Linked DNA regions of Homo sapiens: regions 1 and 3 are each linked to region 2. A link is a loop called in an ENCODE intact Hi-C map of the cell type or tissue named here. Cell type or tissue: PC-9. All regions are shown on one strand. Each heading gives the region's core, and the rest is flanking DNA. Links, peaks and the distances in the headings are about the cores only. Region 1 overlaps BMAL2 (basic helix-loop-helix ARNT like 2). Region 2 overlaps MRPS35-DT (MRPS35 divergent transcript). Region 3 has its middle 21 kb from the start of ITPR2.

Evidence for each region. Peaks named below come from ENCODE experiments on the same cell type or tissue, not always from the same donor. Only the 100,000 strongest peaks of a DNase experiment are listed, where the experiment ranks them.
Region 1: a loop joins it to region 2, with 9 times the contacts of the local background. A loop is called at or near these places in 29 of 110 quality-filtered maps.
Region 3: a loop joins it to region 2, with 8 times the contacts of the local background. A loop is called at or near these places in 4 of 110 quality-filtered maps.

Annotation. Positions count from the first base shown.
Region 1 is chr12:27,419,079-27,429,499 of GRCh38, forward strand. It overlaps BMAL2 (basic helix-loop-helix ARNT like 2), which reads left to right. Exons shown (of 17, transcript NM_020183.6): 17 at 1,318-6,208. The coding sequence ends at 1,454. All of the region lies in intron 1 of BMAL2-AS1 (BMAL2 antisense RNA 1), which reads right to left. It also overlaps a transcript of SMCO2 not described here. Among named protein-coding and RNA genes, the nearest start is that of BMAL2-AS1, 22 kb to the right of the region's middle. In PC-9, for the core only: CTCF peaks have their summits at 5,699 (motif pointing right) and 5,899; no DNase peak of the experiment used is centred there.
Region 2 is chr12:27,699,493-27,709,913 of GRCh38, forward strand. It overlaps MRPS35-DT (MRPS35 divergent transcript), which reads right to left. Exons shown (of 5, transcript XR_001749448.2): 2 at 5,246-5,432; 3 at 3,969-4,128. It also overlaps the pseudogene HMGB1P49. Among named protein-coding and RNA genes, the nearest start is that of MRPS35-DT, 6.0 kb to the right of the region's middle. RefSeq lists an enhancer at 5,496-6,007. In PC-9, for the core only: CTCF peaks have their summits at 4,360 and 4,571; a DNase peak (open chromatin) is centred at 4,449; H3K27ac peaks cover 744 bases.
Region 3 is chr12:26,849,199-26,859,619 of GRCh38, forward strand. No RefSeq gene overlaps it. Among named protein-coding and RNA genes, the nearest start is that of ITPR2, 21 kb to the left of the region's middle. In PC-9, for the core only: CTCF peaks have their summits at 4,743 (motif pointing right) and 4,947; no DNase peak of the experiment used is centred there.

The sequences.
Region 1 (10,421 bases), core at 1,047-9,046, 280 kb before region 2:
AAGGTATTTCTATCTAGGAAAAAAGGTCCATTCTCAAGAATTACCGAGAATTCATAAAGGATAGAAGTCAAAAAAGTTTAAGATGTAATCATTCATTTTAACAATGTTTATGCAAAGTCCAGATCAAGTAAATTGAGTGACATGGTATTTTAGTCTGTTTTATGCTGCTATAACAGAATACCACAGATGGAGTAATTTGTAATAAACAGAAATTATTTGGCTCACAGTTCTGGGGACTGGGAAGTCCAAGAGTATAGTGCAGGCATCTTATGAGGACCTTCATGCTTCATCTTCCCATGGCGGAAGGCAGAAGGGCAAGAGAGGGTAAGAGCGAGAAAGCAAGATGTGGGAAAACTCACTTTTATCACAAACTCCCTCTTGAGATAACTAACCAACTCCCATGATAATGACAGTCCATTCATGAGCACAAAGGCCTCATGACCTAATTACCTTGTATCAGGCCTCACTTCTCAACACCATTGCATTGGGGATTAAGTTTCCAACACATGAATTTTAGTGGACAAATTCAAACTATTGTATATAGTTTCATATCCTCCATGACTGACATTGCTCTGCTAAAGCATACACTAAAGAGAAGCAAAGGACTTGAAGGAATTTGGATATCCACTTTAAACACACATAGAGCCATATATTTATTATCTGAAGTTCCACTGTACTTTGACACATATATACAAACCTTTGGTTAGTCTTTATCTGCATTTTAACCCTTAATTTCTAGAACCTTTTATCTCTAAATTAATTATCATCTCCATGGTTCCTACTTACTTCCTTTTTCAATAAAAATCTGATTTATCTCCCTTTTATAAGAAAATTCCAAATCTTTAGAAGATGCTTCTGTCTCAGGCTTCTCATTTCAGTATTAAACAGATAGGGTTTTTTCATAAGCAGATTAAATTTTCTCCTTCCAGGGTTTGCGCGTGCACACACACACACACACACACACACACACAAACATACACTAAATTTCCTAGCTTCCTTCCAGCTCTCTGAGAGTCTGTACCCTTTAGCAGTGTAATTTCCTATTAGAAAACTCATAGACTAGCTTACTTCTCTGTAGCAGATGAATTAGGTGCAATTTATCTGACAGAAGATTGTTATAAAACTAGGTAACCCATTTAAAAATACATCAGCCATCTGCAGCTTAAGATATATACTTTGCCTTCAAAAATACATTTTATGGTTTTCTAGCCTTGCTTTGCCATTTTTTATCACAATCATTTTTTAACCTCAAAATGTGTGAAATGTATGACTTTACTGATCACCTTTACTTACACAGGCCTGTATTTTAATTCATAGGTGATGGTGCACAGTTGGATTTCGATGCCCTATGTGACAATGATGACACAGCCATGGCTGCATTTATGAATTACTTAGAAGCAGAGGGGGGCCTGGGAGACCCTGGGGACTTCAGTGACATCCAGTGGACCCTCTAGCCTTTGATTTTTAACTCCAAAAATGAGAAACATTTTAAAGCATTTCATTTACGAAAAACTGTCTCAACTATTCTTAAGTACTGTATTGATATTGTTTGTATCTTTTATTAATGTTCTACCACTTTTTATAGATTTGCATCTTCCTGTCACAGGGATGTGGGGAAATACGTTTTCCTCCCAAGAGAACCAAGTTTATTATAGACTCCTTTATTCAGTGAAATGGCTTATAATCCACTAGTTGCCATATTTTTGCTAAAATATTTCTAACCAAGAATACTACTTACATATTGTTTTGGCTTTGTTTTATTTTTGATGCAGTTTTTTTTAGTTGAGGTAATGTAATATATTGATGTTTTCCTTTGTGTCTAAGATTCATTTATAATAGTAGGTTTGTATAATTTGGAACATTTTCCATTCCTTGCGAATTTCCTTAATTGAGGATAGGGCTTACACACTTTAAGAAAACAGTGAGTACTTGAACATTTAAAGGGACAGTGCAATTTATAGTCATAATCACATTGAATACTGTATTTGATCTTTGGAGACTTAGGCAAGCACAGAGCTGGGATATTTATGCTCAGTTGAGCACTTTAAGATGAATTTTAAGTGAGATGATTTCTTGCTTAAAACTCAGAAAGTCAAAAGAGTTTCAGCTTTCCTTACAGAAAAGGAAGGATCTTGGGCCCTAGATCTTGGGGATTAACCTCTGCATATAAGATTTACTCTTAATAGGCCAGACGTGGTGGCTCACGCCTGTAATCCCAGTACTTTGGGAGGCTGAGACGGGCAGATCACTTGAGGTCAGGAGTTCAAGACCAGCCTGGCCAATATGGTGAAACCCCGTTTCTACTAAAAATACAAAAAAAATTACCCAGGCACTCACTCTTGAGGTAACTAACCAACTCCCACGATAATGACAGTCCATTCATGAGCGCAAAGGCCTCATGACCTAATGGCACACACCTGTAATCCCAACTGCTTGGGAGGCTGAGGCGAGAGGATTGCTTGAACCTGGGAGGCAGAGGTTGCAGTGAGCCGAGATCGCACCACTGCACTCCAGTCTGGGCAACAGAGTGAGACTTCATCTCAAAAAAAGTAAAAAAAAAGATTTAATATAATCACTGAAGATCTCTATTATAGATAGATTAGGTTTTTGACATTGGAAACATACTTAGGGATAGATTTGTCCTAAAGGAAAAAAGTAGGCCCGGGCAGATTAAATGTCTTGTGTAAAGTCACACATTAAATTCAGTCACACATTAAATTCATAGAGTTTTAAATGTTTAATGTATATAAACCAGTTTCTTTATACACATTTGGGAAAACATTGGTCTCACAGATTAAATGATTAACTAACTGACCCAGGAACTAGTTGTAGCTTTCTAAGTAATTAGGCAATTACAGTTATTGCCTGTAACCAAAGGTAATAAAACAAAATGACAAGTACATGTTTAAAATTATGAGGCAATGAGAAATAATTTAAAAACCAATTTTCTAGTTATAATTTAAAATTTGGAGAGCATTTTTAACAGTAATTAATCCAGAGGTGGCTCAAATTGAGTATAAGAATTAAGATTATTTAAAATACTGCATGTCTACCTTCTCGGGGATCATACTTTATAACACTTTCTGCTTCAGTAGCTCTTCATAGCTTGCCAAGTATGCTCCCATATTTTCTCTCTCGTGCCTCGCAAATGAAAGTCAGATAGGCTGGGAACTCATGGGGCAGCCCTCAGACTTCAATGTGGGCTTCAAATCCAGTTTCCTGTTCTATATGGTGCTACATCTTTCCAGAAAATTTCCCTCAGAGCCCCTCGCCAAAACAAAGCATTATTTTGACCCTGCATGCTATTTCTTTAGCTGTAGGTGATAGATTAGAACTTCTGTCAGACATGTTAATGACAAACATACCAACAGACAATAACCAAAAGCAAATGTTTCCTTCAAGTGTGAAATGTGCAGGGGCTTCGTGGGCAAGGATGTATTGGCACACTGTCCTCTTGAACTGATAGTGTCCCAGCAATGTTGGAGGGTTGGCACCATTCCTGGTCCGACACTTGAGGACCTGAGAGACATCAGGTTTAGAATGAGCCAAAGAAATCCTACAAGATGGGGAGAATTGGTGTGCAGCAGCCTAAGTGTTATAGTTAAGTCTAAAGAAGTATGAAAGATCCCCTGTGTTCTCTAAATTGAGCAGAGGGGCCTGCCTACCAATATCACTTTTTAGGGGACTGAACCATTGCAGGTTAGACTTGGCTTCCAAAGAGTCTGCCTAAGCCAGGGGTGGCAGGGTAGGCCATCATAGCTGGATGGCCTCAAAAGCAGATGGGGGCAGACTTGCCCTCGTGATGCCAGGATTTGAGAGGCAGAGTTTCTAGAGGGAGACCAGTGCTGCCTCTCACAGTGGCAGTTTTTTCTCTTTGCAAGAGGAGGGGCTGTTCAATTCCATAGACCAGTGGGCAGATAGCCAGTTGAATACTCTGTGCATGGTTTGATCCTTTATTAGTTCGCTCTAATATTTTTCTGTAGATCCTTTTGTCCTGGACTCAAAATCTAATCCATGCATTGTATGATACCGTAGCTCTCCTAAGGTTTGTGTTTCCTTCAAAATGTTTTAGTTTTCTTCAACTAAATTTGATTTTTGCTGTTAGAAGTGACATATTTTTATGGTATACACTATGTTCCTTTTTTCTACTGCGAGTCAATTTTTTGAATTTTCGTGAGAAAGAATATATCTACAAATTGCACGAAAGTATCATAAAAACAGTACTCTAGACTTTTCTTTTCTTTTCTTTTTTTTTTTTTTTTTTTTTTTGAGATGGAGTCTCGCTCTATCGCCCAGGCTGGAGTGCAGTGGCGCGATCTTGGCTCACTGCCATCTCTGCCTCCTGGGTTCACGCCATTCTGCCTCAGCCTCCAGAGCAGCTGGGACCACAGGCGCCCGCCACCACACCTGGCTAATTTTGCTTTGTATTTTCAGTAGAGACGGGGTTTCACCATGTTAGCCAGGATGGTCTCGATCTCCTGACCTCGTGATCCGCCCACTTCGGCCTCCCAAAGTGCTGGGATTACAGGCATGAGCCACTGCGCCCGGCCTACTCTACACTTTTTTTAACCCTAAGAATTACCACTACAGTAATGTAGTGGAGTGGGAAGAGTGCCTGGAATCAGAAGACCCTGTTGAGGCTGAATTTAGCTGTATGACCTCATGCAAGCCATTTAAACTCTGTGCCTCAGCGTCCTCATTTTTAAAAGGAGGTTTGATCTCTATGTTTACTTCCAGCTCTGATTCTGGGATTCTAATCCACAGGACTTGGGTGTTAGGGTGGAACCTAGAACTGTGCTGTCCAGTGCAGTAGCCACTAGCCACATGTGGCTACTGAGCACTTGCAATGTGGCTAGTACAAAGTGAGATGTGCTATCAATGTAAGATACATACCAGATTTTGAAGACTAGTATTACCAAAAGAATGTAAAATATCACATTAATAATTTTATATTAATTACATGTTCAAATGATATTTTGGATATACTGAATTAAAACATTAAAATTAGTTCTACTTGTATCTTTTTACTTTTTTAATGTGGCTAGAAGAAAATAAAATTATACATGTGGCTCAGATTATATTTCTATTGGACAGCGCTGCTCTAGAACATTATATTAAGTGGTTATTATTGAAGTAGACCAAAGTTTATACCATAAGGATATTTTTCCTTAAATACCATGTTTGAAGAACAATTATTTATTGATCCTTGAATCTGTAAGATCAAATAACAAGTCTCTATCCATGTTACCAAATTTAAACTTTTGAAAATAATAAACTTTAAAATATCAGATGTGTTATTACAGGATGATACTTGGAATCAAGTGAAATGAGTTATATGGTCATCACTAAATTTAGAAATCTATTGTGAAACAAAGACAAACAGGAAAGTACAGAATAGAGACTTTTAGTAAATAAATGGAATTTAAAAGAAAGTGTTTATTTACAGTGTCACGACAGAAAAGGATGTCTTTGTTGTCATAGTCTTTGAGGGATCTCCGTAAAATCTGGGGCACAGGTACAAGAAATAGCCAATATTTAGTTCCCAGACCATGTTTAGTAGTGTCCAGTTTCAGATCATGCTGCCAAGAGGTATCTCCCCCTCAGGTGGGTCATCACTGAGCCCTGGAATTGGAGACTCATACTTGCCCAGCACAATGTTACGGGCAGACAGGCCGACATCTATGATTAGCTAGAAGCCATAAAGAAAAGCTGCTAAGTGGCCACTAGGTGCCACTTTTCTGTTTTTGTAATGCTTTCATTAGCAGATCTTTTTTTTCCAAGCTCCATGGGGCCTATGAGAGGCATTTATGATTTTTGTGCCTACAATAAGTCAGCCTGTCTGGTGTGAGTTGTTTTATGAGAAATGCTTTCCAAGGGAGGTCTAGGAAGATCCTGACACATAAGAACTTTGGCTTAGAGAGCTTTCCAGGTGTAGTGCCAATAAAAACTGACCTGGAAAGAAAACCTGCCCAGCACGGAACATGCTTTCTGAACTCACTTGAGAGTGTATGGTGTATGTCACTTCTCATATATTCTTGAGTTTAGATTTGTCTTTTATACAATTTTTAGCTCTTTTCCAGTTCACTTGTGCTCGTCTGTATATTGGTATTTTTAAATTTTTGTGGTAAATAATGAAAAGAGTGAAATTATATTTTATAATTACTCATTTGTAGTTTTTTTTTTTAATTTAATAAACTTCCTCCAAAAAGTGCTCCCTTAACTACTTTCTAATGTGGAAACATAGATTAAGGAAACCATCCAGTGCCCTCAAACCACTGGGCAGAGGGGTACATTGAACTCTGTTACTATATATATTTCTGGGTATGTTCCCCAGGGTATACTAACTGCTGTAACAACTCCAAAATCTCAGTGGTTTAACCAGTAAAGGTTTCCTTGTGCTCACGTCAGACTCCAACGTCATCAGCCTTATCTGTCCCTCTGACTCTCTCCTCCTCCCTTTCTGCCTCTTCCTCATTCCATCCCTCAGCTTTGCTTTCCTATGAGCTGGTTTTATCTTCCGGTGGACCCTCTCCGCATAATGACACTCAGAAGTTCCAAGCGTATATTGTTCTTATACCTGACAATTTCAGTGGAAAGAGAGCCTCTCTATTTCCTAGTAATTCACATGCACATATGCATTGACTGGGCCTCTGGATCAACTTGGTTTACCTGGACTTTCTGTTGTGTGGTTGCAGTATCTACACTAATTCTAGAGAGTCAACCATCATGAATTATAAGGTTCTATTGTCCCTTCTGCAGATAACCCTGTCCTCCCTCAGGCCCCAGGCTGTCTAGCTGTTGGCATCTGACATCTTTTCCCCTTCAAGGATGCCTTTAAAGTTTATTTTAATTTATTTAATCAGAATTAAAATGTTAGGAAGGGAAGGCAAAATAAGCAGTAGGTTCTTTCCAGGTCAACAGCCTGGAATATACAGATTAGCCAGGCTGTGATACATGCTCAACCTTGGGTTGAAGTTTGGCGAGGCAGCCCTGTTGGAATCTGGGGATCTCCCATGGGGATCTTCCAACACACTGGACTCTCCTCTTCCCCAGGTCTCCCACTGCCAGCACAAGAGGCTGTGAAGGTGAAGAGGATACAGATTTAAGAGATTTGTATTACAGAAGTAGGATGGCAAGAACTTGAGGACCAATTGCATATGGGAAATGTTGAAGCAAAAGCAGTGAACAATGACTCAAGTTTCTGGCCCCAGGGGTCTGGATTGCAGTGCTGTTCAAGAGGTAAGAGTTACATGAGGAGAGACAACTTTGGGGTAGAAGATGCATCACTTCTAGACAAATTGTGTTCAGGTGATGTCTAGCAGATAGTTGGATATGTGAGTATGGAGGATGGGAGAGAAAGCTGAGATGAGCGGCACACTGAAGCTTTTGAGCCTCAGTTTCTTCATTCGTAAAGTAGACTTCATTTGTAAATACCCTTGCAGAGCTTTAGTGAGGATTAAATTAGCTTATGTAAAGTGCTTACACATTGTCTGACAGTAATTTTAACAATGATCATTATATGTTAATTTATAAGCTCTACAGTATGATAATAAATGTTGGAAATTAGTGTTATAGAGAAGCTTCATCATTAAGTTAGTAAAAAATTCCTGAGACTATATAGCAAACAAATATATAAGTAGTACAACAGTAATTTAAGCCTTGCAAAAGTTTAACCCAAATAACAGTAGAAATTCATAACCAATGGGAAAGCGTTAAGTACCTAGAGAACCCAACTGAGGTAGGGTGTTTGGGAAGACGTATATCTACAGCACAAAGAGGTAAACAATTTTGTTTGCTAAGGTGGACATCTATAAGGCATTTTAAAAGAAAGTTGAAATGGTTCCTAATAAATGACATCATTTGTTTCAATGACAATTTGTTTCAAATAAGTAAGCACTTATTTATCCTGTGCTATGCTCTTAGAGACAATTGAAAACGCCACAGTCCCTGCTCTTAAGAGACTACAGTTTGGTAGAAAGACAGTGGAAAGCAGTAACTATAGAATGTGATAGCTGCTACTTTAAAGGGATGTGCAAAGTGCTAATAGAGTATGGGAAGGTCAGGCTTTAACTTTGCTTGTGAAGAGTCATCAAAATATGTTATACTCTGGCAGTTTTTTCCTATTTATCCAGCCCAGTGGTTTTCAAATTTATTTGCATCAGAATTACATGGAGGACTTGTTAAAACACAGATTATGGGTCTCCTCACGCCCATAATTTCTGATTCAGTTGGTCTGACTTGGAGCTTGGGAATTTGCATTTCCAGTAAGTTGTCATGTGATGCTGAGGCATCTGGCCTGGGGACCACACTTTGAGAACCGCTGATCTTGCCATTCACAAACAACAAATGGACGTATCCACAGACCTCTTATTCTAGGGCTCTTCTGAGGAAAGTAGAGTAGGGAACAGAGGGCCTCAGGAGGCCTACCTACTTATTTTGCCTACCCTACTGCTTATTTTGCCTTCCGTTTATAACATTTTAATTCTGATTAAATACATTAAAATGAACTTTAAAGGCACCCTTGAAGGGGAAAAGACGTCAGAAATAGCCAACAGCCAGACAGCCTGGAGCCAGAGAGGGGAAGGGATGTGCAGAAGGGACAAGAGAACCTCTTGTAATTCATGATGGTTGACTCCCTAGAATTGGTGTAGGTACTGCAACCACACAGCGGGCTCTTCTTGCCTGCTGTCCAGATAGAACCGATTTATCAAGATGGGGAAATTGCAATAAAGAGTTTCATAAACGCAGAGCCAAGTAAATGGGAGACTGGAGTTTTATTGTTACTCAAATCAGCCATCCCCAGAGTTTGAAGGTGAGAGTTTGTTAAAGATACTTCGGCAGGCAGAAGGGTAGGGAATGGGGAATGCTGATTGGTCGGGTTAAGGATGAAATCATATGGGGTTGAAGCTGGTTTTTCTTGCTGTCTTCTGTTCCTGGATGGGATTGCAGAACTAGTTGAACCGGATTACCCTTGTGGGTGACACCAGTTGGTTCATCAGAAACATCTCTGAACACCAATGTTAGGTTTTACAATAGTGATGTTATCCACAGGAGCAATTGGGGAGGTTGGGAATACTCCTGAGCCATAATTTCTGATCTTGTAAATAATTTGTTAGTTTTACAAAGGCAGTCTGGTCCCCAGGCAAGGAGTGGTTTTGTTTCAGGGAGGGGCTGTTAGCATCTTTGTTTCAAAGTTAAACTATAAACTAAATCCCTCCCAAAGTTAATTCAACCTACACCCAGGAATGAACAAGGACACCTTGGAAGTTAGAAGCAAGATGGAGCTGGTTAGGTCAGATTTCTATCACTGTCATAATTTTCCTATGTCAGATTTTTCTCACTGTCATAATTTTTGCAAAGGCACTTTGAGTATGTGAGCCTCAATCTTTTTGTTTGGCTGTTTTGGTTGTTTTTTGTTGAGGAGGGGAGGCAAGGCAGAGAAAGCTGTGTCACACCTTTTTAATGTTAATCTTGGCCACCTTTTTTTTTTTTTTAAAATACTCAGCCACTAGTCACTGTGGAGGACTCTGTCCATTGCTTAAGGCATTGTGTGTTGAGGGAGTCAGTAAAGAATTGTCTTAAATTCTTGTCCAGCTGTGTGCCTCTGGCCTTGGAATGACAGTTTCTTAGACACTCCTGGCTCCTGGCTGACTTTAAGGCAATGCTTCTCACATTTACTCCTGTCCAGGAGGAAACCTGTTACATTTTACCTTGGGGGTAAATACATGAAATAAATGTACTTTTTTTTTTTTTTTTTTACAAAACTACACTAAAATGGGATGCCTAGATTACATAAACTTAAAACTTACTAGAGCCCTTGAAAATTTTATTCAATACTTTGTTGACTGAGCAATCACCCAAAAGGCTTCCCATCTACCAGAAGGGACATGTAGACGAATATCACATAATTAGCTGATGATTAAATTATTTGGCAGCCCATGAATGTTCAGTTTGATTTAGCAAAGGTCAAGCAAAACACAGTTGTAGTGTCTGAAATATCTATTCTTGAGGGAGAAAATGGACACATAGATTATATGTAAAATAATTAAAACTTATGGAGTAAAAAGACACTATTTCTTTGTAGTAACGTATTAGTAGCAGATTGCTTTTTAAATTTTTTTTCTGTTTGTAAAAGAACTTTACATTCATTTTTGGAAAATTCAGGATTATATAAAGGTGCTAAGAAGAAAATAAAAATCACCTAATAAAAAATTTTACCACCTAGTGAAAAACCATAGTCAACACTTGAGTAGTCTTTCTCTTTTTTCAAGGCCTTTATATTCTAATGACTTTTTTAAAGTTAGAATCCTACTGTTTAATACAAAAAAGAATAATAAAATTGTACAAAGTAATGCGTATATTGGTTAAAAGTCAGATAGCATTTGAAGTCATAAAATTACAAAAAAAAAAAAATAGTCCCC
Region 2 (10,421 bases), core at 927-8,926:
ACGATGCTTGGTTCCAGACAGCTCCTGTCCAGCTGGCCCTTCTCTGAGACTCCAGCTCCCTCCCCTTCCCCTCTCAGGCCATTGTCCCTTCCGGGGTGCTTCATCATTCTTTGTTAGTTCCTTGCACCCTGCCCCCACCCTGTAGATGTACTTTTTCCTTAGGTAGACTTGAGGGTGCCATTTGATTTCTTCTGTAGCCCTAATGCCTCCTGATTTTCCTATCTAAAAACCGGAGATGACAATACCCACCTCGTAGAACTGCTATTCGTTATAGAATTAAGAATAGCCAAGCGCGGTGGCTCACACCTGTAATCCCGGCACTTTGGGAGGCTGAGGCAGGCAGATCACGAGGTCAGGAGTTCAAGACTAACCTGACCAACATGGTGAAACCCCATCTCTACTAAAAACACAAAAATTAGCCGTGGCACATGCCTGTAATCCCAGCTACTCAGGAGGCTGAGGCAGGAGAATCACTTGAACCCGGGAAGTGGAGGTTGGAGTGAGCTAAGATGGCGCCACTGCACTCCAGCCTGGGTGACAAAGAGAGACTCCGTCTCAAAAAAAAAAAAAAAGAAAAAAGAAAAAAAAATCAAAAGTGCTTAGTACGATAATCCAGATCCACTCTTTGATTCTTTATCCAGCCCAGTAAACAGGATCCACAGTGAATCTAAAGGCGCGTCATTAACTTCAATCTAGATTTAGGCTTAAGTGCATGCCCTGTTTTCTTTCCATTGAGCCTGGTGTTCTTCAAATTAAAATACGCCTTGCAACATTGGGGAACACCAACCCCCAAATCCCTTCTCTTCAACTTTATCTCCCAAAGAAGTCCTGGGGGAAAGCGAGGAAAGGAGCATTCATAATCCCCATGATGCCTGCAGCTTCAGGAAAGAAGAAAGGGATGTATATTCTCTTCAGCCTCAAGAAATGGCTTTGTTTTCCCTCCCGTCAATGTTTATTCACCCCCATAGCCCTCTCCTTGAGGAACCTGGAATAGGAAGAACATATCTGTGGCCTTGTAGTTGTCCTTCATTAGAAGCTGGCATGAAAGAGTGTTTAATAAAATGGAGTATTGATATACACAATTACTTGTCAATTAAAAAGGACTTTTTTAAAAGAAGGTGAGTATTGGCAGAGACATCTGTTTCTTCTTTTTGGTAGTGAAGTCTCCAATAGCATAGAGTCAAGCTTAGCTTTTGCAATTTGGGTTAATATATTGCCAAAAAAAAAAAAAAGGCTTAAAAGTGTAAATGGAAGATAGATTCATTCAAACATAATTGCTGAGTGCCTATTACATGTCGGGCTTGTTCTGTGCCCTGCCAATCTAGCAGTACAAAGAACAAAGTTCCTAGTCTCAGGGAGTTTATATCTTAATGGTGGAAGACAGACAAACACGTGCAGATGTTTAAATGCATATTTTCAAAACATCTCACGCCTGTAGTAATCCCAGCACTTTGGGAGGCTGAGGCCGGCGGATCACTTGAGTTCAGGAATTTGGAACCAGCCTGGACAACATGATGAAACCCTGTCTCTACTAAAAATACAAAAATTAGCCTGGTGTGGTGGTGTGTGCCTGTAGTCCCAGCTACTTGGGAGGCTGAGGTGGGAAGATCGCTTGAGCCCAGGAGGAGGAGGTTACAGTGAGCCCAGAACCAGCCACTGCACTCCAGCCTGGGCAACAGTGAGACCCTGTCTCAAACAATAATCAATTTTAAATTACATCATGAGTAATGTAAAGAAAAAGCATGATCAGGGAATAAAGAATGTTAGGAGGTGCTATTTTATATTGGGTGGTGAAGGAAGGCCTCAGCGAGGAGGGGGCAATTAGCTAGAAATCTGAAGGAAGACACTGAGCATCAGTGCAGACATTTGGGAAAGGGTGTTCTAGGCACAAAGAACTGCAAATGCAAAGGACCTGGAATGGGAGTAGATGTGAATGTGGATAGCAAAGGAGGCTGACGTGGACGGAGCAGAGTGAGCTGGAGGCGAGAGGTGGGAGATGAGTTTGCAGAAGTAGCCAGCAAACTCATCAAGCTGGTCAAACTTGTAAGCTGAAGTAAGGACTCAACTATTCTGAGTGATGGGGGAGAGAAATGTCTTGACTGACCTGTACGTTAAAAGCCTCACTTGAAGCCAGGCATGGTGGCTCACACCTGTAATCCCAGCACTTTGGGAGGCCAAGGTGGGTGAATCACTTGAGGCCAGGAATTCAAGACCAGCCTGGCCAACATGGTGAAACCCCGTCTCTACTAAAAACATAAAAATTAGCCTGGCATGATGGCACATGCTTGTAATTTCAGCTACTCAGGAGACTGAGGCAGGAGAATCGCTTGAACCCAGGAGGCGGAGGTTGCAGTGAGCCGAGATCGTGCCTCTGCACTCCAGCCTGGGTGACAGAGCAAGACTCTGTCTCAAATAAACAAACAAACCCTCACTTGATTACTGGGGGGAGACTTGATGGTAGAAGAAAAAGAAGAGAAGCAGAACCCAGGTAAGCAGCTAGGAAGCTGTAGTCACCCAGATGAGAGAAAAAGGTGGCCTGGACCACACTCGTACAAGAGGAGGTATGAAGAGGTCAGATTTAGAATGTAGTTGAAAGTAAAGTGTACAGCATTTGCTGATGATTGGATGTGGGGTTTGAAACATGTAACAATTAGATGCTGTATTTCCAAATGTCTTGAATAATAAGAATATATGCAAGGACAGAAATAAATTTGTCTTTGACTTTCCTTTATCCAAAGAAATCAGAAGATGGAGAAAAGCATTTTAGAGAAACAGTGCCAGGGTATGTGATTGCCAGGTGGGCACTGCATGACTGGGTGCCTCACTGAGGAAAAAGTAACTCAACATGGGCAAAGGAGATCCCAAGAGGCAAAAATGTCATTATACGCATTCTTTATGCATACTTGTCAGAAGGAGCACAAGAAACAGCACCCAGATGCTTCTGTCCTCTTCTCAGATTGTTCCAAAAAGTGCCAGAGAGGTAAAGGACCGGGTCTGCTATAAAGGAAAATTTGAAGACTTGGCAAACTCAGGCAAAAGACCCATTATGAAAGAGAAATGAAAACCTATATCCCTCCAGAAAGAGAGGCAAAAAAAAAAAAAAAGCCCAAGAGGCCTCCTTTGGCTTTTTTCTTGTGTTCTGAGTATTGCCCCTGAGTCAAAGGAAAATATCCCGGCCTATACATTGGTGATTTTGCAAAGAAACTGGGAGAGAGGTGGAATGACACTGTTGCAGATGACAAGCAGCCTTATGAAAAGAAGGCTGCGAAGCTGAAGGACAAATATGAAAAGGATATTGTAGCAGACTGAGCTAAAGGAAAGCCTCATGCAGCAACAAAGGGAATTGCCAAGGCTGAAAAAAAAAGAAAAAAAGAAGAGGAGGATGAGGAGGAAGGAGAAGAAGAAGATGATGATAAACGAGTTGGTTGTAGCAGTCTTTCTCTTGTCTATAAAGAATTTAACAACCCCTGTATACAACTCACTCCTTTTAAAGAAAAAAAAATTGAAATGTAAGGCTGTGTAAGATTTGTTTTTAAGCATTACAGTGTCAGCTGGGCGCGGTGGCTCACACCTGTAATCCCAGGACTTTGGGAGGCCAAGGTGGGTGGATCATGAGGTCAAGAGATCGAGACCATCCTGGCTAACACGGTGAAACCCCGTCTCTACTAAAAATACAAAAAAATTAGCCAGGCATGGTGGCGGGTGCCTGTAGTCCCAGCTACTTGGGAGGCTGAGGCAGGAGAATGGCATGAACCCGGGAGGCAGAGCTTGCAGTGAGCCAAGATTGCGCCACCGCACTCCAGCCTGGGCGGCAGAGCGAGACTCCATCTCAAAACAACAACAACAACAAAACAAAACAAAAACAGAAACAAACAAAAAACATTACAGTGTCTTTTTGTACAATTAACAGATTACAAAATGTCTCTTAAGATAGCCCTGTCCTGGTGATATTTTTAATAGACACTAACCTTGCCTGATACAGAATGGGGGTTGTAATTGGCACGGAAATTTAAAGCAGGCTTTGTTGGGGCACAGCACAGATTAGTTATATAGGAGGATAGTTTTTTCATCTTCATTTGTCTCTGATGCAGCTTATACGATATAGTTGTTGTTCTGCTGAGTACCACTCTGTAATTGAAAAAAAAGAAGTTGCAGCTGTTTTGTTGACATTCTGAATACTTCTAAGCAAATACAATTTTTTAAATTAAAAAAGCATTTTAGCCCTTTGCCTTCAGTAAACTGGGCATGAATAAGCCCAGGTGGCATCTTTTAAAGTGTTAAGTAATAACGGTTCCCATGTTCAATGCTTCTGGGAGGTTATAGTCCTCAGTCAATTAATGTTTCCTCGGTGTATAGCGACCCCTGTCTGCAGGAATGCTGTGTGGAGTACACTCTCAAGAAGGAGGTGATGTAAAGAACATGCAACTTGGAATCAGATGCGGATTTGAGTTTCAATGCTCATAAGAGCAGAGTCAAGTGGCTTAACTTTTTGCTTCCTTATTTGTAAAATGGGAATGACTTCAACTACAATCATGCATTGCTTAATGGGGATATGTTCTGAGAAATGCATTGTTAGGCAATTTCATTGTTTTGTGAACATAAGAAAGTGTACTTACACAGACCTAGACAGTACAGCCAACTACACACCTAGGCTATGTGGCATAGCTCCTAGGCTACAAGCCTGTACAGCATGTTACTTTACCAATACTGTAGGCAACTGGAACACAATGGTAAATATTTGTGTATTTAAACATATCTAAACACAAAAAAAGGTACAGTAAAAATAAGGTATAAAAGGTAAAACATAGTACACTTATATGGGGCACTTACAACAAATGGGGCTTGCAGGACTGGAAGTTGCTCTGGGTGAATCAGTGAGTGGTGAGTGAATGTGAAGGCCTAGGACATTACTGTATGCTACTGTAGACTTCACAAACACTGTTCACTTAGGCTGTGATACATTTATAAAACAATAAAGTAATTGTGCTATGATGTCACAATAGCCACAATGTCACTAGGGAATAGGAGTGTTTCAGCTCCATTATAGTCTTATGGGACCACCATCATATATGCACAGTGGTTGACTGAAACGTCTTTATGTGGCACATGACCGTAACTCAAAGAAGACAAAGCTTGTGAAAATATTTTATATACTGAAGTGTAAGCTTACGAAAATTTCAGAGAACCTAGTATAAATTGTAAGTATTCATGTTATAAACAGCTGAAAGCCATAAATCAGACTCACCATGTTTTTTTTTCAAGTGAAAATTAAAATGTGAAGCTTTTGTTGATTTTTAAAATACTGCATACTCATTTAATTTTTTCAAGCTGTATGCTTGGTGTAAAAATTCAAGTACAGAAATGGAGAAAGTGAAGTCTTCAGGAGTGTCTCCTCTATCCTCATATCCACTGCCTCAAATTTGCTGTTGACCCTTCCAGAATTTGCATTGCAAAAAAATAAAAATAAAAATATAATACACAAATGAGATTACATAATCCATAAATGCCTTATAACCTGCATTTTAAAAAAACTTAACAATATATTGTGGACAATTTTCTATGCTAATAGATTTATATCCACCTCATCCTTGTTAAGGCTGACACCAGTGGTTTTCCATCTTGCCTCAATATTAGATTCACTTGAAGAACTTAAACAAAAAACAAAACAAAACCCTAGTGCTCCAAACACATCTAGACCAATTAATCAGCATCTCAGAGGGAGTCCAGATAATTTTTTTTTTAAATCTTCTGAGGTTATTCTAATGTTTAACCAGGATTGGGGCCCAGGTATCTTAAGTAGTGATGCAGGATTTTTCTCGGCTCCTTTGCTGGACTCCCAGCAGGGGCGCTCTGTCTACTAGGCCCACCACACTCAGCCCCTTGTGGGAGGGAGCACATGAGTGAGTGAGTCCAGGGTCCAGCCTGCCACTTCGCCACCGCAGGAGAAAGCTTTGTGCAGAGCCCGCAGCCAGACCAGTGGTGTCGCCTTGAGGGGAATGCAGTGGCACCCAGGCAAGGATGCCTGAGACCCCAAAGCCCCAGAGGGGGTGGTAGTGTGCTGATGAGCTTTTTTAGTTCTGCCATCCACAGCCCGATGGATGGCAGCATGTTAGCAGCCCGGTTGGCCCCTGGCCCCCTCACATGGGGTGGCTGTCCTCTGCTGACCAGGGCAAAGGGTCAGTGTGACAGCCTTTCTGGGTACCCACACTTGGATCTCAAGCTCTTGTCCAGCATCCAAGAAAAATTAGGTCACCCTTGATAATTGAACGATAGTGAGGGCAGAGAATTTTATTGAGCGATGAAAAAGCTCTCAGCCGAGAGGGGAGCTGGAGATGGGATGGGAAGGGCTGTTCATCTTCCCCTGAGGTCAGGAGGTCTCTTCCCTGAAGTCAGGCCATCTCCCACCTCTACCAACTGAGTCTGGGGTCTTTACAGGCACAGGATGGCGGTGGGGTGGACTGTAGGTAATACTGGAAAAGGCAACATTTGATTGGTTAAAATACATTATTCAGAAAGAACCAATAGGGAGAGAGTGGGCAAACAGGAATAGAAGTTCTCACTCTGGTCCATGGGCTTCACACTGTTTTTGGCTTGAAGGTCGGGTTTCACCGGAGACCCACCTCTGTCTGCCTAGGATTTCTCTGCCACCTGCCTCTATTAGTAGTACTCTGCATTATATGAATACACCATAATAGATTTAACCCATACTGTTTTGATGAACATTTAGGTTGCAAGGTCTCTATACCTATTCCTTATATTTGCATATTGTCTACCATACTTGTGAATAGACATACTTTGTTCACCTACTATAAAGCAAGTTAGTTTTGAAGGCCGGGTGTGGTGGTTCCCGCCTATAATCCTAGCACTTTGGGAGGCCGAGGCGGGCGGATCACTTGAGGTCAGGAGTTCAAGACCAGCCTGGCCAACATGGTGAAACCCTGTCTCTACCAAAAACACAAAAATTAGTTGGGCATGGTGGCACATGCCTGTAATCTCAGCTACTTGGGAGGCTGAGGCAGGAGAACGACTTGGACCCCGGAGGTGGAGGTTGCAGTGAGCTGAGATTGTGCAACTGCACTCCAGCCTGGGTGACAGAGCAAGACTCCTTCTCAAAAAAGAGAAAAAAAAAAAAAGAAGTTAGTTTTGATTAAAAGTAGCTTTTTAATACAAAGGATAAACGCTTGAGGTGATGGATACCCCATTTACCCTGATGTGATTATGATACATTTTATGTCTGTATCAATATATATCATATACCCCATAAATATATATACTTCCTATGTATCCATAAAGATAAAAAATTAAAAAGTAGCTTTTATTGAATTAATTCAGGTTTAAATATAATAAAAACCAATTGTAAGACAGCTTAATATTTAAAATTGTTCTACACAGGACCAGCTACATAATTTGTAGGTTCCAGTGCAAACTGAAGATGCAGGACTCCTTGTTAAAAAAAGTATTAAGAATTTTAAGACAGCAACAGCAAAGCATTAGGCCAAGCGCAGGCACGTTGTATGTCTATGAAGCCAGCCTAGCTTCTATGATGTGTTAGATTACATGGTCACAAAGTTTGAAGAAAATATTTTTTTTGTTTGTTTGAGACAGGTCTCACTCTGTCGCCCAGGCTGGAGTGCAGTGGCACTATCTCGGCTTTCTGCAACCTCTGCCTCCTGGGCTCAAGTGATCCTCCCACCTCAGCCTCCCCAGTAGCTGGGACTACAGGCACACATCACCATGCCTGGCTAATTTTTGTATTTTTTGTAGAGACAGGCTCTTGCTATGTTGCCCAGGCTGGGCTTAAACTCCTGAGCTCAAGTGATTCCCCTATCTCAGCCTCCCAAAATGTTGAGAGTACAGGAGTGAGCCACTGCACCCAGCAAAGAAAATATTTTTATCGTGAGTGAATGATTGCACCTCTAAGATCACTGCCAAGTGAAAAATTATGTAATCTTAGTAACCCCTATGTGCAAGATAGTACATGCTTTACTCTTTACACTGCACAAGACAGATATTTTTGCTTGTTGATAGCATTAATAGCATTATGAATGAATTTTTAACTTTTACTATAGAATGAAACTTACTGTACTTGATGCCACGGAAAACAATAAGTATTTTTCTGGCTCCTCTAGCTCTGGTCATCTATCCACTTTAGTCTTAGGGAGAGAGTACAACAAAAGATAGAACGCATAGCAAGGTAGAATGGGGACCTATGTCTTTAATATCTTGCTCAGAAATTAAGAAATATTGTTAGAGTAGGTAGCTAGTCATGAATGAGCAGGGCAGGAGAGGGCTCCCCTTATACACACACCCCCCTCCACACACACACACGCACACCCCAGGAATTTCAGGCGACCATCAGGTGACGGTCAGGTGGTTATTAACTGTCTTTCTAAAACAATAATTGGTTGCAGCCAGCACCAGGGAATAGCATTCTCCCAATAGATACAAAAAACCTGAAACTAGTGATCAGCAACTTTCCAGTAAGATCTCAGGAGCTGGGTGAGTGTGCGCAAGCGTGCACATTAAGAAGCAAAATGGCAGAATTTAACTGGTATTTGATCTTCTAGGGACGTGCAACTGCTAATGGAAGAATGCCTCAAGTAAGCATGTATACGACTCCAATAAACACACTATGCATGCTCCCCTCCCAAGTCCTGGCAAGCCACTGTGCATGCAGACAGCCCACCCCAAGGGAAAAATCAGGGGAGAAGGGACATAGACCCCAGAAGTATGCCAACGTATAAAACCCTAAGTCAAAGGTCAAATGGGGTACTTGACTTTCAAGTCGCCCACTTGGCCCTCTTCCCAGTGTATTTCCTTCCTTTTGTTCCTGCTGTGAAGCTTTTTAATAAACTTTCACTCCTGCTCTAAAAGTCGCTTCTGTCTCTCCTTCTGCCTTATGTTCCTCGATCAAATTCTTTCTTCTGAGGAGGCAAGAATTGAGGTTGCCGCAGACCTGTACAGATTTGCCGCTGGTAACAGTATGAATATGATCATACTCCTTTTGTCCCTAAATTTCTATGGTATAGGACTTGCACTTTACTAAAATATACAAACTTGCAAGAAAAGGAGGCTGTTGCATTGACCCTACACTTAATGCCAATGCCCACCGTTTATATTTATGCCTTTAATCACGACTGTCGTAAGAAAAATATTATTGCTGTCATTTTCCTTGAAACTGAAACTCAGAAAGATAAGGTAGATTTGCCCAAAATCATAAAGAACCAGAGCCTGGATTCAAACCTCACCTCCATCTGATTAAAAAGGCCATGATTTTGATCTTAAAAATAGTCCGAGGAGAGGAGAGAACTCCATTGGAATATGGGGGCAGAAGGTGATGTGATGTGATGTGTCTACCAGCCAAGGAGTGCCAGCAACCATTAGAAGCTAGGAGGGAGGCATGGAACAGATTCTCCCTCAGAACCTCCAGAAGGAACCAACCCTGCCGACACCTGGATTTTGGACTTTCCAGACTCCAGGATTGTGAGAGAGGAAATTTCTGTTGTTTTAAGTCACCCAGTTTACGGTACTTTGTTCCAATCCCCTAGGAAACTCATACATCATGCTTCTATTTTGGAACAATAACAGGATGGTAAAAGTCCAGAAAAGATGAAGATGATGAATATTACAAATACTTGTCCATCTCATGCTATTTGTCCCCCTCCCATACCTTACTGATTGATGTCCATGGCGCACTGAATGTTCACAGCTAGAATATTCTTGGACACCTGCATACCTCTGCTCTACTGGTTGTATGCTTACCAAGAATCGGTTTTGTTTATTTTTAGTTGTTTTTACTGTTATAATTTTGTCACTTTGAGACAAAATAGGGAAATAGGCCAGACCCATGCCTGTAATCCCGACATTTTGGGAGGCCAAGGCAGGAGGATCACATGAAGCCAAGAGTTTGGGACCAGCCTGGACAACATAGCAAGACCCCCAACTCTACAAAAAACTTAAAAATAGAAAAAATAGGCCAGGTGCAGTAGCTCACGCCTGTAGTCCTATCACTTTTTTGGGAGGCCAAGGCAGGAGGATCGCTTGAACCCAAGAGTTTGAGACCAGCCCTGGCAACACTGTGAGACCTCATCTCTGGAAAAACAATTTTTTTTTTAATTAGCTGGGTGTGGTGGTGCGTGCCTGTAGCCTCAGCTACTTGAAAGGCTGAGGTAGGAGGATCACTTGAGCCTGGGAGGTCAAGGCTGCAGTGGGCCATGGTCCTGCTACCACATTCCAGCCTAGCAACAGAGCAAGACTCTGTCTCAAAAATAATAATAATTAATTAATTAATTAAAATAATTTTTAAAATAAAGAGAAAATAGAGAATTTATTTTATTTTATTTTATTTTTGAGGCGGAGTTTTGCTTTTATTGCCCAGGCTGGAGTGCAATGGCGCGATCTCGGCTCATCGCAACCTCTGC
Region 3 (10,421 bases), core at 892-8,891, 850 kb before region 2:
AACTCCCTTCTCATGTTCTTTCCAGGAGCTAACCCTAGTGAGAAGCAGGCAAAATCTCCTCCACTACTAAAATGGTTATTTTCCTCTTTATTTTCTAAACAAAATGTTAAGCCGAATTAAACTGGACTGTGCTTCAACTTCACAATAAAAATTAAGCCCCTGAATTTCTTGAGCTGCCACATTCCAGTAACAGGGAGATATGGTCATATATGTTGTTAAAAAGCACGTGGTGGGGTGGAGGAAATAAGAGTTTAGAAAACCAATACTCTGAGGGGGAAAAAAAAGAATCAAACCATACATGGTCATTTATAAACAATAAGTATAATGACACACGTCCTCCAAGTCATACATGCCAAAAAAAACCCTCAAAACGTAATATTTTAAGAAAATTATTAATTGTAGAGACTATCAATTACAGAAAAGGTAGGTGAGTTATTTGTATTAAATAGAAGAATGTTAAATATTTTCAATCACAAAATATATTAACAGCCTGGGCAACATAGCAAGACCCTGTCTCTACAAAAAATTTTCTTTCAATTAGACAGGCATGGTGGCGTGTGCCTGTAGTCCCAGCTACTCAGGGGGCAGGGGCAGAAGGATTGCTTGAGCCCAGGTGTTTGAGGCTGCAGTGGGCTTTGATGGGACCAGGCACCACTGCACTCCAGACTGGGTGCTGACAGAGCAAGATCCTCTCTCCAAAATATATATATGTATATATATATATATATATTAGCTCAACAAAATAGCTAAGCAATAAGGTTCAGCATTTCTGTAAACAGTATTTTCTACTTATAAAAGCCAATTTTTTTATTATCTGTTTTCATTATTCATCCCAAATTGAAATAGATGCATAGTGTTTGCTTCGTGTGTGTGAACATCTTATAATCGAATATTATTTTGGAAGTGTATTTTTAATATAATGACACTTGCAAATGTGTTTTATGACTTCTAAAGAAGGCAAAATTATGAATTTCTAAAAAGTTTTACAGACTTAAAATTTGCATATTAATTTTAATCAGATATATGGTATATTTTGGGTTCATGTCATATTTGCAAAAATTGCCGTTGAGGGTACACAGTTGGTCTTATGCCTTTTTAAAGTTAGTCTGTAGTAATGTGGATAATAAAGAAATGTTTGCAAAGCCAAACCAAAGCAGAAAATTGTAGTAATTATCAAATCAGCATATGTCACTTATCATCAACTACCTATTGTTCATTGGCAATGTTCAACTCACCTGCACTCATTGAAGCCCAGCAAGGAAAAAAACCTCCGTATCACAATCCCTTCTCAATAACATGGTCTATGTATAAAGACACAGACTTGTGTAAATATTAATATTAAACATAAATTCTAATAACAAAATTATCAGCCTAACCTAATAAGGACTGCTTAGAACAACTTTGCCACTTATCACATATTTTAATAATTTTTAGAATTTTCAGAATTACTTTCGTACTCAGTTGAACTGTACTCAAATAGGTACAGTGAAGAAAGGGGGGAAATGCTGTCATTATAGGTCTGAAAATAAGAAGGATAAGAGTAAATGCAAGCAAGACTGAGAGGTATATAATTAAATTACTAGAATTTGTTTCTTTGGTGACATTTCTGGGCAAAGAAAATAAAGAGTATTTTCTCAATTATTATCAATCTCCTAATTTGTAATGAAAAACACCCTAAGAGCTTCCAGCTGTGTACTTAGCTTGTCCACCATTGGATTTTTTATCTTCATTCTGAGTTAACAGAGGAATTTCTCAAATTGGACTTTATTAGCAGAAAATGTAACTGTTCTCTATGTGGGACAATGCCAAAGTTTATATTGCCAAATTCCATGTAATCTAGAGGAAATTACCATGTAAATTTGCAACAAATTATGTTTAAAGATCAAATCTATATTCCTGGAAGACATTCTGTAATGTCACCATTAACTTTAAAATGAAAATTCTTGTATGTCACTATAACACTTGACTATTCCAGACGAACAGGAAATTCCTTATTCATCGGTTTGTTCAACATACTGCATAGTCCAAGATGTATTATAGGAGTAGAGGGTGTGCCTGAGAGAAGTGAAAGGAATCAATGATCATGAACTTTATATTACTCAATCCTAGTATGAGAACTGACTGAATGAACAAAATTAATTATCTTTAATGTCCCTAAAATAGCAATAATAAGGTGACTATTTCTATAGATAACCTTCAGTTAATATTTTTAAATTATTTAAGATTTTGTAGGTAAATGAAAACACTTAGTTTTGTGGATGTTTCTGTTGGTGTTTACTAACAATGCAAAACAAGGTGGAGAACTGAAGCAGCTCTCTGGATGATTCATGCCCTATGAAATAGCCAATTTCTTGAGTTTAAGCTTAGGTATGTGCTTTCCTTTCTATTTTGTTGTTTTGTTTGAACTCAATTTTCCTATTGATTTTGCAAACAGGACACTCCCAGACTTGGTAACATCTCCACACCTAGATGAATATCATCTTTTTCCCAATGTGGAAATGAAAAAACTAAGGACCAAACAAATTGGGTGACTCATCCATAAATCAGAAATTAAATCATAATTTTCTTTTTCAAATCTATCTTTTCATTGTTAATCCTAATTGTAGTAACTATGCCTAATTTTTAAATAATGTACAAATAAATCATGCTTTAGTAGAAAAATAGAAAATAAAGATTAATTAGAGGGAAAAAACTCCCATTTATCCTTCCAGAGATAAGTGCTCTAATCATCACGGTGTACTCTTTTAGCATTTATTATTATTATTATTATTTGAGACGGAGTCTCGCTCTGTTGCCCAGGCTGGAGTGCAGTGGTGTGATCTTGGCTCACTGCAACCTCCATCTCCCGGGTTCAAGTGATTCTCCTACATCAGCCTCCTGAGTAGCTGGGACAACAGGTGTGTGCCACCACACTTGGCTAACTTTTGTATTTTTAGTAGAGATGGGGTTTCACTATATTGGCAAGGCTGGTCTTGAACTCCTGACCTCAAGTGGCCCACCTGCCTCAGCTTTTCAAAGTGCTGGATTTACAGGCATGAGCCACTGCGCCTGGCCCCTTTTAGCATTTGTTATTTATGTATATTTATACAGATAATATATTTTATAAAAATGGGACAATCCTAGATAATATCTATTCCTTAGTGAGAAAAGCTGGTTTCCAAATGGAATTTGGAATATCTAAGCAATAGATATTTCCATTATGAATACATTTTATGTGCTTTGTTTTTCAAATGCTTACTTCAATTATAAGGAATTTAAAGATAGTTCAATCTATATTAATACTTTCCAATTAATTTTAGAAATTTAGTTATTATTAGCAATTAAAATTTATTGAGATGACCACATATTTGAAACTGTTGCCATCACTATCAGCAAATACCCTTATGAAAGTATTTTTTGCTCTGATTTTTAAATGTGTAACAGGTATCGTATTCATTTTGCAAGTATTAAATGGAGCCATTTTATACCTCCCAACCCCTTAAATCAGGTTTCTACCTCAGATATCAAGCCTGCAGGCTTATTGTACAATGGCTAGAATGGACTTTTGGGGGCTTCTTGATCAAGACAGTAAGCTAGAAATCCAGGCTGGTGGCAAAAGAATTTACTAAATTCTTTGTCTCCCACTTAACAAAGACCATCTGCCACAGGGTAGGGAAGGTGCCTTTGGTGCCATTAATGCACTCAGCACTGCGGCTAAAGTGAAAGGTAGGAAAATGTGATACAGGAGAAATGAAGACATGCTGCATTTGATAGAGTCTAAGACAGCATTGATTACAAGGTGCACCACCATACCACCAAGAAAGAAAAACATTCTGCTAATTAAACTAGAACATGACAGGAATTCTAAGACCCCATTTCAAAGATGTGAAAATATGGAGGGGGTTGGAGAGTGCATCTTAGAATGCATGAAATAGAGTAAAAGAAAGGACAAGAGAGGAAGCAAGGAGGCCAAGTGCGATGCTCTGACCTGCTCACGCTGGGTCTTTAAAGCTCAGCTGAGGCCCATGCTGGGGACAGGGGTCTTGCCCTGCTTCCAGTAGGGTTTGGAGGGGAGGCTGCCTCTTGGGCACTCCTCACACTAATGCGGACAAGTGGGGTGCCATGTCAGAGAAAAAGCTGTGACTCGGTGTAATGGGGCAGAAAGGGAGGTTAAAGCCAGGTCCCCAGGTTTACCTCTACTCCTATATGGTTCAGATAGGAGCCAAAGTGCTGGTCCCGAGAGTGAGAATGTGAAGGCACATGAACTGAGACCCAGTGGGGTTGCCGCAGGGCCACTGCAGCAAATCCCTCCCAATTCTGTGGCAAAGGGTGAGATGATCCCATCATCCACTGGGCCAGGGGCCAGATAGAGAACAGGGCAGAAACTCAGAAAGGACCACAATGAGCAAGGTACTGCCAAGTCAGTCAAGGAGAACCACTGGGCTCCATCAAACTGAGAAAGTGACCCAGACATAGGTTAAACCTCTGGTGGACCTCAGCCAGGAGTGCCAACAGAACGGGCAGCAACCTGACAAGAGACATTGCGCCAGAGAGGCCTGAGCACAGAACGAGGACATCACGTGGACCTCGGAACCCCAGCCCCCCACAGCCACAAGGTCACAAAACCACATACCGCCAGGTGAAATCTGAAAGATCACACATTTTCTTCAAAAGAGAGTAGACATTTACCTCAAGAGATTGTTTACATTTTTTGTCACTGGATCAAATTTTAAAGAAGTGACTGAAGTGGCCGTTTCCTGGCCATCCAGCAGGTGGAGCCGTGCGTTGATCAGATCAGCAGCAGACAGTGAGGTTTTAGACAAATGAAGGAACTACATTTCCTCTATGCTTCTGACTTGCAGAGCCGGGAAATATGTAACCCAACATAAAAGTACAACTTTTCTTCTAATTAGTCAATGTATGGTATTTGATTATGTCAAGCCACTGTTTCTAACCACATGCAGAGAAATAAATAAAAAATATTCTCCAGGAACTTTCCTTGATCTCTCCAACCAGAAGCAACCCCTTCCCCTTCTGAATGTTCCTAGCACACAGGCTCTCAAAGTGTGGTTCCTGGACCATCATCAGAGCGTCAGCTGGGAATATGTTAGAAATGCAAATTATCAGATCCCATCCCAGAACTACTGTAGCAGAAACTCTGAGGGGTGAGGCCCAGCAATACATATTTTAACAAACCATTTAACAAGTATTCTGAGAGCACTTTGTACTATTCTATGAGATCTATTACATTCTAGCATTATTTTTTTTTTTTAGTTTTACTGCCCTGTGGCTCCCAGGTTTGAATATTTGATGTAATCAGACTATAAATATACATTGTTCATCCTTGCCACAGTTACCTATGGACCCCTGAATCATCCTCAATTCCTTGCAGATTTAGCTCCTAGCTAACTGTTACTCTTGCCAACACGTTTCTGGTCACAACTCATAATACTTTCAATATCTATATAAATGACCTACCTGGTCTTTCGCTTAATCCCAATTCCTCCTCTCTGCTTTAGCCCGTCACTCTATAAGCATGTGGTTGATCCATCATTACCAATTACCAATAGTTACAACCCATAATATATATTTTCCCCTCTCTTCTTTCTTTCTCTTTCTTTCTTTTCTTCTCTTTTCTTTCTTTCTTTCTTTTCTTTTTCCTTCCTTCCTTCCCTCCCTTCCTTCCTTCCTTTCTTTTTGTGAGACAGGGGCTCACTCTCTCATCCAGGCTGGAGTACAGTGGCACTATCACAGCTCACTGCAGCCTCCTCTTTCTGAGTTCAGGTGATCCTCTCACCTCAGACTCCCAAGTAGCTGGGACCACAGGTGCACTCCACCATGCCTGGCTAATTTTTTTCTAATTTTTTGTAGAGATGAAGTGTACATGTATTGCCCAGGTGGTCTTGAGTTCCCAGGTTCAAGCCATCCACCCACCTCAGCTTCCCAAAGTGCCAGAATTACAGGCATGAGCCATTGCACCTGGCCCAATATCATTTTCAAGCAGCTTACTCCCTTACTAGCATCTACATCCTATCTTTCTACTTGCACCCCCTAAATACCCTAACTCCAGCAGCCTTCAACCCCATAATCCCATTGATTCACCACTATTACGTGGTAACCAGCCTCTCACATGCCCTATTTTCCCTTCTAACTCAGTTGGATTACAGTTAATTATTACAATCATTCCCATGCACTATCTTCAACTCTCTTTGTCCTTTTCTTCTTTGTATTATTCACCTGATAAACTCCAACCCTGGTTAAATCCAATGTTCAGCCTACTCTATTCCTGCACCCCCAACTCATATGACTAGAGAAAAATGTGAAACCACACTGGCCAGTCTCATTCTGAATTCATAACTACTGAACCTCAAGTGAGTGTGGGAGTCATAATACATTCTCTTAATCCATTCTTTCTGTTAGATGACTACTTCATGCCTTCTCCCTCCCCTCCTCAAATGCCAACACCTTCTCCCCAATCCTTACTCTCAACCTGCTGATAGTCTTGCTTCCTGTTTCAAGGAAAAAATAGAAGCAATCAAAACGGAATTTCCACAAGCACCTGCCAATGCATCTGTGCCATTTTCTATGCCTCTCATCCTGCTGTTATGAACTCACCCCAACCCCAGCTAATCCCCTTACAGAAAATCTCTCACAAAGAACTGTGTATATTTACTGTCTCTAGTTTTTCCCCTCCCATTTTCTTTTAAACTCTGTGGCTCTGCCCCATTAATCCACTGAAGCTGCTCTTGTCAAGGTCACCTGTGACTTTCATGATGCTAAAGGAATGATCAGTTATTTATGTGTCTTCATCTTACTTGACCTACTGGCAGCATTTTGTACAGCTGATGGCTCCCTCCTCTTTGATACATTTTCTTGGCTTCCACGGACACCACACTTACTGGTTTTCCTTGTACTGCACTACTTCTCAGTCTCTTTTGCTAGTTCTTTTTTTATATTTTCAACATTTAAACAATAGAGTGCCCCAGGGCTCAGACATTGGACCTCTCTCTTCTCAGTCTACCTTCACTCACAAATTTTCCACTCCAACTTGAACCCCAAAGTCTATATCCAACTGCCTAGACATCTGTACTTGTTTGTCTAATGGACACCTTGCAGGCCTACTGCTCAGCAACATATGACACAAGATTGCTTTGTCTGCTGTGTGAAGAAGGGACCCCAAAAGAACAAGAATTAATGTAGGTGCACAAGTGAGAAGGCTAATGTAGTAGTCTAGGCAAGAAATAATATTGGTATGAATGCCTGTGGTGGTAGAAAAAGAAGTTGACTTGCTTAAAATTAGGTGGAATCAAAAGATTTAATGATGGATTGGATGGAGGTGGGAAGGAAGAGAAAAAATCAAAGATGGCTTCCAGCATATGGGTTGGACAATGGGGAAAATGATAGGGCTACTAAATGAGGTGTGGAAAACAGGAGGGAAATAGGTTTGGCTCTTCTCGGAAGAGTCGGAAGATAAAAGTCCAGTTTTGAACGACTGAAGTTCCAGATGCTTGACACATCCAATTGGTAATGTTTGTAAATTAACTGGGATATATAGAACTGAAACTCACTAGACAGGATGAGATTAAAAATATAAAACTGTATCAAATGCTACTGAGCAATAAATTAAGATAAGAACTGAAAAGTGTCCTTTGAATTAGGCAATTTGGAGGTCACTAATGAGCTTGCCAAGAACAGTTTTGGTGAAGTCCTTGGAAATGGAAGAGGATCCAGAGAGCAAATGATGGGACTGACCCTTCAAGAAGGAGGGACACTTCTTTCATTAAAATAGAAGGAGCAGGAAGATGATAGGTGCAGAAGTGGGAATGTTCACAGGATTGCTGTGGAAAATATCTGAGCGCTCAGTCTAATGCCTTTTGTTCGCAATGAACTAGGACAAAGCAAAGGGAACAGTAAGAGAAAGTGGTAGGGTTAAGAAAGAGAGGGAAATGTGCAAAATAACCAAAAAGAGTGAGAGGAAAATTCTTATTTGTAAAATAGAAAGTGAGTAGATTGACAACTTCCTCGGAAAGTAACACTTGCTATGAGAAGGTGTTAAGATGTTTTTGGAATAATAACGTTCATATTTCTGTATTCAAAATAAAAGAATTCACATAAAGTTTAGGCATGAAGGAAATCACAGACTGTGTAAATAAAATTAATGTGAACTTTTATCTTGAAATCATAAGACTTTAGATTTAGTGCCCTGAAACAAATAGCTACCTATTGCCTGTGATAAAGACAATAAGGAAAAAAAATTAATCAGCAGGAATTCTGTTAGTTTGTCACTTAAGCAAAACCATTTCCTTTCTTTGAAATCCATCTGGAAATGTTCACAGGGCAAGGAGTTTGCTGCAAACTCAAGGTACAAACACTCATTATAGGACAAACAGAGGAAGTTATTCCATCGTAAAACTGTCAGTCGTCAAAACAGCCCATTCAGCCCATTACAAAGGCCTTATCTGCTGCCTGGCTCTGCTGCTCTGGTTGTTTCTCTTGCCTTCCCTGAAGCAGGAACATTTAGTCATTAGAATCACAAAACCTGAAATGTGGGAGGGGTATTGACCTTGATCTGGCTTAGTACTCTCCATGTGTTTTCACTTTTTAAAAATAAATCACAAGGAGTCTGTGCAGAGTCTCCAGTGACAGAGAACTCAATAGCTGTCAAGAGAACCCATTGCAGGTTGGACGGCACTTTCTTCCATTCCGCTGAAATCATCTGCCTGCTGTTTCCAGCAATTCCGGATTTACCCCCATCAAAATTTGTCACAACAAAGCTAATGTTTATTCCATATGCTCACCCTTCAAAGAAAGAAGGTAGCTATCATACACTTACGCAACTTTTTTCTCCAGTGCACATCTCAACTTCCTTTCTTTTCACCTTCTTATGTCCTTTTATAATATTTCTCTGATTGTATCTCAGTATGATTATAATTTAAAGTGTAGTGCCCAGAGCTGAAGATAATTATCTCAGTATTCTCTGATAAGGAAGGGTAGAGTGAAATTATAATCTCTTATTTGAGTATTATATTTATATATATATATAATTTGAGTACTGTATTTGTATATGTAATATTTATTACATATAATATATACTATATGTTATAAAAATATTATGTTATATAAATATGTTGTATTTATTATAAATATATGTTATATAAATATATTTATTGTTTGCTATATTATTTATTACATATTATCAAAATAATATTTCATTGAAAATATCAATGCATTTAATGATTCCACAACTTTCATGGCAATCACACTATTGACTCACTATAGTAGGCTGAATAATGGTTCCCCAAAGGACCATTATTAAGGTCCACGTCTTAATCCCTAGAGCCTGTGAATATGTTGACTTACATGGCAAAAAAAGACCTCGCAGATGTGGTTAAATCAAGTATCTTGAGAAGGGGAAATTATCCTGGATTATCTAGGTGGGTCAATATAATCACAAGGATTCTTACAAGAAGGAGGCAAGAAGGTCAGAGTCAGAGAAGGACATGTGACCATCGAAGTGGTCACTGAAGTAATGCAGGACCATGGGCCAAGGAATGTGAGCAGTCTCTAGAATTTGGAAAAGGCAAGGAAACCAGTTCTCCCCAGAGCCTCCAGAGGGAACGCAGCCCTGCTGGCCCATTTAGCCTCTGACCTCCAGGACTGTCAGAGAATAAATTTATGTTCCTTTAAGCCACTAAGGGTGTGGTTATTTGTTACAGCAGAAATAAGAAGCTAATACACTCATATTTAGCTAAAGTTGCAAAGTCTTACTTACATATATTGTAGTTAAACTACATATTACATGTATATAGTTGATTTTCTGGACATAAGAACAAAATCTTAATGATTATTCTCATTAATTTTATTTTGCTTGCTTCATCTCACCCTTCAGTTACGAAGAATTAATTTAAAACTGCTTCTGATATCCAACTGTGCACAGTCCTTTGGTCTTCATGGAATCTTCCGATATTTTTATAAGCGTGTCTTCCTGTGTAATTAATTAAATCATCAAATTGTTGAATAGGGGAGGACAAAGGGAAAAACCAAGAAACCCTCTTGGTTTGGGGAACCATCATTTATTCGTGATCTTATATTTCATTTAGTCTATATTTTTCAATTTTTCTTTTTTTTTTTTTTTTGGAGACAGAGTCTGGCTCTGTTGTCCAGGCTGGAGTGCAGTGATGTGGTCTCAGCTCACTGAAACCTCCGCTTCCCAGGCTCAAGCAATTTTCCTACCTCAGCCTCCTGAGTAGCTGGGACTTACAGGCACATGGCACCATGCCTGGCTAATTTTTGTATTTTTAGTAGAGATGAGGTTTCACCATGTTGGTCAGGCTGGTCTCAAACTCCTGACCTCAGGTGATCCTCTCGTCTTGCCCTCCCAAAGTGCTGGGATTACAGGCGTAAGCCACCGCACCAGCCTATATTTTTCAATTATATCCAAA